Regions from separate parts of the Mus musculus genome. Here region 1 is linked to region 2. Evidence: chromatin contacts called from ENCODE POLR2A ChIA-PET data. All regions are on one chromosome and are shown on one strand. Each heading gives the region's core, a stretch centred on a gene start or an enhancer-like site at or near the end of the contact. The rest is flanking DNA. Distances are from core to core; before and after follow the strand shown.

What was found. ChIA-PET counts read pairs that join two places held with the same protein, here RNA polymerase II (POLR2A).
Region 1: POLR2A ChIA-PET joins it to region 2 with 57 read pairs in embryonic stem cell. The contact joins the promoter of Ddx19b here to the promoter of Sf3b3 in region 2. POLR2A ChIA-PET finds 5 or more read pairs at or near these places in 5 of 5 experiments (Patski and embryonic stem cell).

What each region holds. Positions count from the first base shown.
Region 1 is chr8:111,024,860-111,029,429 of GRCm38, forward strand. It overlaps Ddx19b (DEAD box helicase 19b), which reads right to left and starts at 2,911. Exons shown (of 12, transcript NM_172284.5): 1 at 2,739-2,911. The coding sequence starts at 2,795. It also overlaps a transcript of Aars not described here.
Region 2 is chr8:110,843,980-110,848,903 of GRCm38, forward strand. It overlaps Sf3b3 (splicing factor 3b, subunit 3), which reads right to left and starts at 2,824. Exons shown (of 26, transcript NM_133953.2): 1 at 2,696-2,824; 2 at 484-620. The coding sequence starts at 553. Cog4 (component of oligomeric golgi complex 4) reads left to right here and starts at 3,045. Exons shown (of 19, transcript NM_133973.2): 1 at 3,045-3,230. The coding sequence starts at 3,072.

The DNA of each region.
Region 1 (4,570 bases), core at 1,661-4,160, 180 kb after region 2:
TACAAAATCATTACAAGAGATGGTTAGTTCTTAAACCACAGACAGGTTCTCTATATCTCAGTCACTAAATCCAAAAACAAAGACAAGGGGAATAAGGTTAGGAAGCAGGAAAGAAAAAAGTTGTTAAATGGGTGGCTAGCTGCAGATGGAGGAACCTCATTTGTCTTCATGGAAACTAAAATAAAACCAATAGTCTGTCTGCTTTAGTGTTCCCGAGCAACAAAAGGAAACATATGGGAGAGAGTAGACAAAGGAAACTAGCAGAGGGATTAGCAGAAAGGATATCACAAACATGTAAAAAGACTCCATTCATTCTGGGATCAAGAACGTTAACTGGCAGTAAGTGCAAAGCCTCCAGTACACTGTGCGGGATAGCAGCTATCCACACACTGGGGCCATTGCTAAAGCACTCCCAGTATCCTACCAGGAACATGGTCTAATGGTAGTACTCATCTTAAAAAGAGAGCCACAGAAATACCTAATAAAAAATGGAAAAAAAAAACAAAAAGAGAGCCACTGCTGGGCATGATGGCGCACGCCTTTAATCCCAGCACTTGGGAGGCAGAGGCAGGCAGATTTCTGAGTTTGACGCTAGCCTGGTCTACAGAGTGAGTTCCAGGACAGCCAGGGCTACACAGAGAAACCCTGTCTCCAAAAACCAAAGAGAGAGCCACTGGGGAAGGACTGAAGGGGATTGCAACCCCATAGGAAGAACAGTATCGACTAACGAGACCACCCAGAGCTCCCAGAGACCAAACCAGACTCCAGATACATATGTAGCAGAGGATGCCTTATCTGACATCAATGGAAGGGGAGCCCCTTGGGCAGGAGTGGGTGCATGGGTGGAGGAACACCCTCATAGAGGCAAAGGAGAGCAGGGAAGACAGAATGGGATGGGAGATTTGTGAAGGGAAATGCAAACGAATAAAATGATTAAGAGAGAGAGAGAGAGAGAGAGAGAGATACAGATAGACAGACAGTGCTACTAAGTACTGAGCCAGGTGTGGTAGCACACACCTTCAGTCCCAGTGCAGGGAGGTACAGGTGTGGGCCATGTAGCTTGGGCTACATGAGACCTTGTGTCTAGAGAAAGGAAGGAAAGGAAAACGAGACTATATTTAACACAAGAAAGAAAGAATCCCTCTGAATGAGATTGAAAGCAAATCTGCTGTTTCCCCTTCCCCTCAGAAAATGGGCTCTAACCTTGGAATGGCCCATCAGTTTGAATGAGACTAAAGGTTATGACATAAACAGTTTTTATGCTGGGCATGGTGGCACACACCTTTAATCCCAGCACTTGGGAGGCAGAGGCAGGCAAATTTCTGAGTTCGAGGCTAGCCTGGTCTACAGAGTGAGTTCCAGGACTGCCAGGGCTACACAGAGAAACCCTGTCTCCAAAAACAAAAATAAATAAATAATTCCCTCAATGCACAAAGCCAAAAATATTATTTCTCTTTAAACTATATACAAAGAGTGGGCGAGATGGCTCAGCGGGTAAGAGCACTGACTGCTCTTCTGTCCAGAGTTCAAATCCCAGTAACCACATGGTGGCTCACAATCACCTGTAATGAGATCTGACACCCTCTTCTGGTGCTTCTAAAGACAGCTACAGCGGTACTTATGTATAATAAAAAATAAATCTTTGGGCCTGAATGAGCGGGGCCAACAATTCCCAACAACCACATGAAGGCTCACAACCATCTGTACAGCCACAGTGTACTTATATACATAAAATAAATCTTTTTTTAAAACCCTATATATAATAAAGGCTTTGAGCCAAAATGGATAGTTAATTCTTTATTGTATTTGATATATATGTGTGTGTGTATGTATATGTGTGTGTGTATATATATATACATATATATATATATACATATATTTTTTTTCCAGCAAGATCACTATGCAGCCCAGGTTGGCCTCTTACTTGAGTCAGCCCTCCTGTCTTAAGTCTCCAAGAGATAGGATGAGGGCTGGTGAGATGGCTCAGTGGGTAAGAGCACCTGACTGCTCTTCCGAAGGTCCAGAGTTCAAATCCCAGCAACCACATGGTGGCTCACAACCATCCGTAACAAGATCTGACTCCCTCTTCTGGTGTGTCTGAAGACAGCTACAGTGTACTTACATATAATAAATAAATAAATATTAAAAAAAAAAGAGATAGGATGAGAGGTGCCACATCACAGTGACAGGTTCAAACCTTTATTTTTTCAAAGTTAAAAAAAAAAAAAAGAACAAGGTCCTAATTCTTGGAAAATTCAAGACATATATAATTCCATATTTAACTCTAATCTTGCTACTATGTATCAGGTTCAGAAAACCAGTTAAGCCAACCAAAAGATTTACTGATAGGCCCCACCAGTCATTCACTACCAATAACCAAGCTAGAGGTAACCAAGTTGGAGGAGTCATACAAATAAATATGAGTAAGACAACCTCCCTGAGCCCAGGAAACTCAAAGCCCAAGCTACAGATTACCATCCGAGTTTGTGAGTGCAATCGAATATCAGCCCTGATTCCAGGAAGACAGGCAGGTGGCTGAGCACTATGGGCAACCAAGCATCCAACTTGAGTTTACACAAGGTGGAAGGGCTTGGGTAATCAAAGCCAGCTCTGGTTTCGGGGCCCATGCCGCCAGGGTCCTCCACCCAGTTCCAAGCAACCTAAGATCTGTCCTTCTAAGGGGCAGATATCCTGACTGGCACTGGCCCCTGGTCCTCCAGCGGTTGGTGACAACTCACAGACTCAGCTGCGGCTTCCTGTTCGTCTACTGCTAGGGCCCAAGAATCCGTAGCCATGGCCCGCGGTGCCGGGGCAGCGCTGGCAGGCTTGCCCGCTTGGGCGGTGCGACCGCGGACTCAGGTGGGTGGCAGAGAAGTCCAGCACCGCCCCGAGGGAAATCATTCACTAAAGCTCAGACCGGAAACGGCGCGCCACGGTGTCGTCAGAGTCAGCGTCAGCTCCGCGCCCCTAAGGTCCGGGGATCCAGCGCCACTACTGTCCTCTTCGGGTTCCCACCCATCACCCTTCGCTGCAGATCGTCCTACAACCCAACTGAGGTAGCCAGCATTAAATGCTCTTGGACCGAAGGCGGAAAGTCACATTTTCAATCAGCATGGTGGCATAGATGGCCCTGGTATAACTATTACAGCCAGAATACATAAGCAAGTGTTTTACCTTTTCAGGATATTTAAAATGCCTCTGTGTAAACGTGCCTTACCAGACTCTTAGCTAAGGTCAAAATAGTATCTGTTCTTTTCAATTTAATAAGATGTCTAAGCATTGACAATCAGTCCCGTGAAACAAACAGGTGCTCAATGATATGCCCCAAATTGAGTTTTGAACACCAAAGGAAGATGCCAAGGAAAATTCTTGGTAGAGTATCAGAGACCAGAAAGAGCAAGCGGTTTGCTCAATCAAATCAATTCAGTTCCTGAAGGAAATGGTAAAAGCAGTTTAATAACAAAATACATGACCTCTGGCGTTATCTATGCTTTCTTCAGATGGCCATCTCTCCTCTCCTATGTAAAGGTTGTGTCGTTGGCATTTTATTTAATTACTTTTGGATGAATACTTTAAAGATTTAGTCATTTAATTTTATGTGTATGAGTGCTTTGCTTGCATGTCTATGTGCACCACATGTGTGCTTGGTACCTAGTCAGAAGAAAGTGTTGGATACCCTGGAAGTGGAGTTACAGATGGTTACAATGTGGCTACCTGGAATGGAACCCAGGTACTATGCAAGAGCAACAAATGCTCTTAATCTCTGCTCCATCTCTCCAGCCTTCACAGCCTTCATTTTGGGAATTTTTTTTCCGAACTTTTTTTTTTTTGGTTTTTTGAGACAGGGTTTCTCTGTATAGCCTTGGCTGTCCTGGAACTCACTTTGTAGACCAGACTGGCCTCGAACTCAGAAATCCACCTGCCTCTGCCTCCCAAGTGCTGGGATTAAAGGTGTGTGCCACCACGCCCTGCCTAATTTTGGAAATTTTAAAAAGGAAATAGCTCTAGTTTTAGAATAGTAAAATAAAGGCAGAAGGAACTACCTGCTTCCCCCTAACCAGGATTAAATAGGTCTTTATCCTGTGTATTCCATAGAAAGAAACTGAGCATCTTCCTGGAACTATAAAAACATTTTACTAATACCCCATGATAATAAATTAACCTCAAGAAATGTTGGATAGGTAAGGGTGGGGTGGAGGCAGGAGCCAGCTAGGAGGCCATGATCATATTTCAAGTTAGAAGAAACCCCAAGGAAAAGCAGCTAAAAAACAATTAAGTTATTTTGTATTTTTCAGGACTATAGAAGATTATAAATAAAATTTCAAATAGATTTTATTGAAGTGAAACATTAAGTTACACAAGATGCAATACAGTAGAATAGGTTCCACTTGATCCACAAAAACAAACCAAACTCACATAGGTGTGTATACAGTATTAAAGTTATCAGAAACTCAACTAACAGGGACTGTTTATGAGGGGTTTATCTAACTCACAGTGACCTGCCTGCCTCAGCCGACAAAATGCTGGGATTGCAAGCATGAACCATCACTACCATCTGCAATTTCATTTT
Region 2 (4,924 bases), core at 1,574-4,073:
TCTATACAGTCATTACCAGTACAGTCAGGGATACACAGAAAAAAAATCTGTCTTGAAACACAAAGCAAAACAAAACAATGCATCTCAGGCTAGCCTCAAGCTCCGACTGGCCAGAACTCGTGCTCACAGTAGTAGTACCTCACCTCCAGAGTGTTAGGTTACAGGCATCAACTATGACACCCATATTCTTTATATCAAATTTGATGTCAAATTAAGAACCAGCTCTGGGAAGCTGGAAGAGGACTACCAGGAGAGGCCATTTTAGACTAAAGTGTGACTACCGTGACTTACAAAGCTCACGTCTCACACAATTTGGGAAGATACGCCCCTGAAACTGAGTGACAGATAATACACGAGAATTTAACACAAACCCCACACACACCAACATTTGTTTTCTTGTAAATGGGAAACATTTTGACAAAAGACAAGCAAAATATATAGTAACTCACTTCCATCCACAAAAACACTACCTGTAGCACTTACCAGAGAAGTTGCCATGGATGGCAAAGCTGATGCCAGTGGCCCGCTGTAAGGTCAGGTTGTACAGAAACATGGTGACAAGCAAAGCTGTGACCCTCAGTCAACTCTTGGTTACAGCAACGGTTTCAAGGCAAAGCAGACTACGGACACAAAAACAGAATTGTTGTTTTTAAAAGAAGCCCTGTCTGGGAACTTCTTGTTGAAATCAGAACAGGCAGAGCTAAGAGTGCTTTCTCGACGTGCCTCCTAAGCTCGCAGAGGCCCGGGCTGCAGTCTCAAGAGGGGAAAAATACACCACCACTTATATGGTGGGCACCGTTCTAGGATACTACATCTTTTGCTTTTCATTTCACATGAATTCTATGAAAGCCTGCACATTGGCATGAACACTCAATAGGCCGAGGCAGGAGGATATCTGCAAGTGTAAGATAAGTATAAGCTGCAGTGAATTCCAGAATGGACAATTCAGAAATAGCTATCCTGGAACTCAGAGATCCTCCTGCCTCTGCCTCCAGGCACTGGGATTAAAGGTGTGTGCCACTACACCTAGCAACACCCATTTTAGGTATTAAAAAAAAAAAAAAAAAAAAAAAAAAAAAAAGACAGGAATCATGGCTCTCTTCTGTAATCCTAGCACTCGAGAGGCAGAGGAAAGAGAATCACTCTGTTCAGTGCCAGCCTGAGTCACACACTCAGTTCCAGCCTATGATACAAAGAGAGGCCCGGTCTCAAACAAAACCAAACTTCTTATGGTCAAGGGAACCCTAAGCTCAAAAATCCTATCAGTTGGACAACATAGAGCAAGTGGTTAAATGCCAGAACCTACAACTTGCTCAATTAACAAACGTGCCTTTTGTGATTTTTTTTTTTTTTTTTTTGCCAGACAAATGAGAACCTACAGTTAGCTGTAGTTCAAGGGTCTACACATCCACATTATTCAAGGCTCTAAAAACCTCAGATTCATTTCCCAGAGACCCCATTCTCTCTCTGGGTTATAAATCTTACCAAACTTACATCTTTCCATATGCTTATATATGTGCATGTTCAAGAACATATATTTATTGCATATTTTATGTGCTGTCTTTAACCAAAGGATGAATTTTTTTGAGAAACCAACAAGACAGCTTTCTGCTACAGATACCGAGAATCTTACTCAATGCCTACACTATAATTCAGTTAGCGAAACTGTTAACGCTACATATAAGCAAATGAAGTTATACCTCTAAGATTTAGTCCTAAAATACCTAATAAACTAATATCTCTAAGGCTTATCCCTAAAGGTTGAACTGGCACTGGCAGCTTGAGGGTAGAGGACCTCACAATTTACAAGGCTGTCACGGATGAGTTCCGGCTGCACCATAAGCAGCGAACGTGATGTTATGACTTTGGACATTTGCTTTAACAGGGGGGAAGATGGTACCTTGCCTCGTAAGGCTCTGTATGCAGAATTTCGTGTTTGAGGCTACGAGAAGGAAACCTATGGCCTTGGGCAAGTGCTCTCTACCATTAGGTTTGGAGGATTAAAATGAGCACCTACTCACTCAACACCAAAACAAACGGATCTCCTGGCTTACTGAAGAGGTGCTTCCTGGAGGAATATCCGGTATCAGGTAACCGTAACAGCCAAACCGTGGAAAGCTTCCTCCCCCGCCTCTGCCTATAATCTCCGGTTCCACCATCACCTCCTTTTTATCTTGCACAGTCTTCAAATGGGTACTATTAGCCTTCGGGTTTTTTTTTTCTTTCTTTTACAGTAAACAGAGGTTCAGAGGAGAAACAACATTTTGCCTAACTACCAAATGCACAAGTTCAAACCAGATCCCCGGCTCCCGGGCGGTTTCTGATAGTTGCACATTTTGAACAAACAGAATTTTTACCCCTTGCTGATTGAATAGTCTTTCAATCTCGAGTCTTCCTATGCAGCCTCGGTGGGACTCCCACTTCCTCAACCTCCCCCGCGTGGTGGAAATACACGAGTGTGCCACCACGTTAAACTCGCAAGCCTTAAAGGACTCGTTCCCACTCTGAAGACACAAGTGGGCGAAGAGTCCACGAGGCCATTTGCCCACGGCAAGCATTTCCCTAACCTCACGCCTACCGAACCTCTCGGGCCTAAAACTGCCCCTGCGGCTCCGGCCGAGGTGCCGGGCAGCTCTCTCCTATGAGCGCTCTCCACTTCCTCCGCGACAGAGAAGCTGGGAGGCCACTTCTTTACCCTGCTGCAAGAAGGATGGCTTCGGTACCCGACGGATGCTGAATCGCTTCAAGGCCTAAGCCACCGCCACTGCCGATCCGCCGGCGTCCGCCATTAGCCTTCAAGACGGGCCTTCGGGTGCCGCGCGACGGGAAAAAGGTATCTAGCCCCCGCCTGATAAATAGATGTAAATTTGGGATGTTTTCATCTTGCACCTGAAGACTAATGAGTTATCTAAAATTTATACGTTACGGTAAGTTTTCTGTAAAATAGAAGGTTAGTTTTAAAAATAGACTTCCAATGGTTTTGATCGGGCATATCTGTGGGCAGCCCCAAAGGTCACCGCGCCAACGCAGAGGGGACCTCGCAAGCCCGGAAGCGCCCACCGGGAGCCAAGATGGCGGAGGTGGAGTCTCCGCTGAAATTGTCAGGAGCTCCTCCGCCACCGGAGGGGGTGGGAGGAGGACACTGCTCCGAAATCTCCACCGAGCTCATTCGCTCTCTGACAGAGCTGCAGGAGCTGGAAGCTGTGTACGAACGACTCTGTGGCGAGGAGGTGGGGAGCTGAACCTCCTTTTTCCTGGAGGATCCGGTGGCAGAGGGCATCACGGGTGTCGATCGCTTTACCAGGGAAAACGAGAAAGCAGCTTCCCAAGAGGCTTTAATGTAGTTGGGCATTTGGGTACACCTGTCAGTTCTACTCAAGCTTATTTGACCTGTTACCTGGACTACTTCCTTGGTCTGCCTCCGTATTGATTTCCCTGACGAGTAAAACTGGAAGTGGTGTGTGTGTGTGCGCGTACATGTATGTATTACATGCACACATACATATGTGTATACCGAATTGGCTTGACTTCAGAATAAGAATTGCTTTGGCTTGGGAAGTGAAAAGTTACGAAAGTTTCTTCTCGACTCATTTAAAGGAGAAGTTCCTTTCTATTTAGCTTGAAGGTCTAAGACTTTTTCTCTTGGAAGAAATGATTATGTGTGTATTTTTAGCATTTCAGTTAAGTGTAGGCATTTGGATGTTTTCTTATTTTGAGACGGCCTCGGTGTTGCCCATATTGTCTTCAAATTGGCTACCTTCCTAGAGCAACCTCTCAAGCTACTGGCATTATAGGCGAGCTCACAACTCCCTAGAAGTTTGAAATCTCCCTGTTAGGACTTTGAAGTTTTAAGACTAAGGCGCAGCTGTCTGGTCTCGGACAAGTGATTTCATCTCTTGTACCTCGGATGTGTGGTCAATCAAGTAACAGGTGTGGAAAGGATTCGGCTTCCTTTCTATTAATAGCATGCTATATCTCTTTATATACGTTTGTTTCTTTTCCATGGCAGTCTGGTGCTGTCAGTTCGTGGATGGATTCCTTGCAAGTCAGAAGATGTAACCTCTCACCTAAAAACCTTGGCAGCTGTTTTTCCCAGGGAACTTTTTTTTTTTTTCTTTTTAGATAGGCTCTAACTATCTAGCCCTACCTGGCCTGCAACTCACTATGTAGACCAGGCTTGCAGTGAACTCAGTAATCTGCCTGCCGCTGTCACTCAAGTGCTGGGATTAATGTCATGCAGCTCTCAAAGCGCTCTGAATAGAGGAAAAGAGAGTTGTTACTACCTTTGAATGTTTTCAAGTACTGCCTTGCATCTGCTCCAGCAGTTCCCACACAAGTAGTGGTTTAAAGTTGAGTGCTCTTGACTTAACATTCCTAAGTCTATATTCTTTGAAGCAATTAATACATTGGGGAAATTTTTGCGGTCTTATAAAATGTAGTAGCGTTGGCTTTGTGTTTGTTTTTAATGACTGCAAATTTTCCTCTGCATCCGTCTTAAGACTGCCTTTATTAAACTATTTAGCTAAGACTGTGGAACTGTTTTCTGCACACTGTGTTATGTGCCTTTATTATCCTGTTTTATTTGCACAGAAATCCTATAAGGTACATATTGAAATCCGATGAGGTACATATTGCTCTCCTTACTTCATAGGAAAAAAAAACCAGAAATTGAGCTAAATATGCTGTATACCTGTAATCCCAGCATGCAAGAGGCTGAAGCAATAGGATCTAAAATTCATGAACTACACAAAACTCCTGTCTCAAAGGTGCATAAATTGAGGTAGCACAATAAATAAATAGCTTCACTGGCGTAGAAATATAATCACCCCCTCTGAACACTAAGTATGCAGAAAGAAGGGATTAAAAAAAAAGAAATTTATGGTCTCTTTGGCAATTTCATTTCTTTAGCTACTATATTTTATTT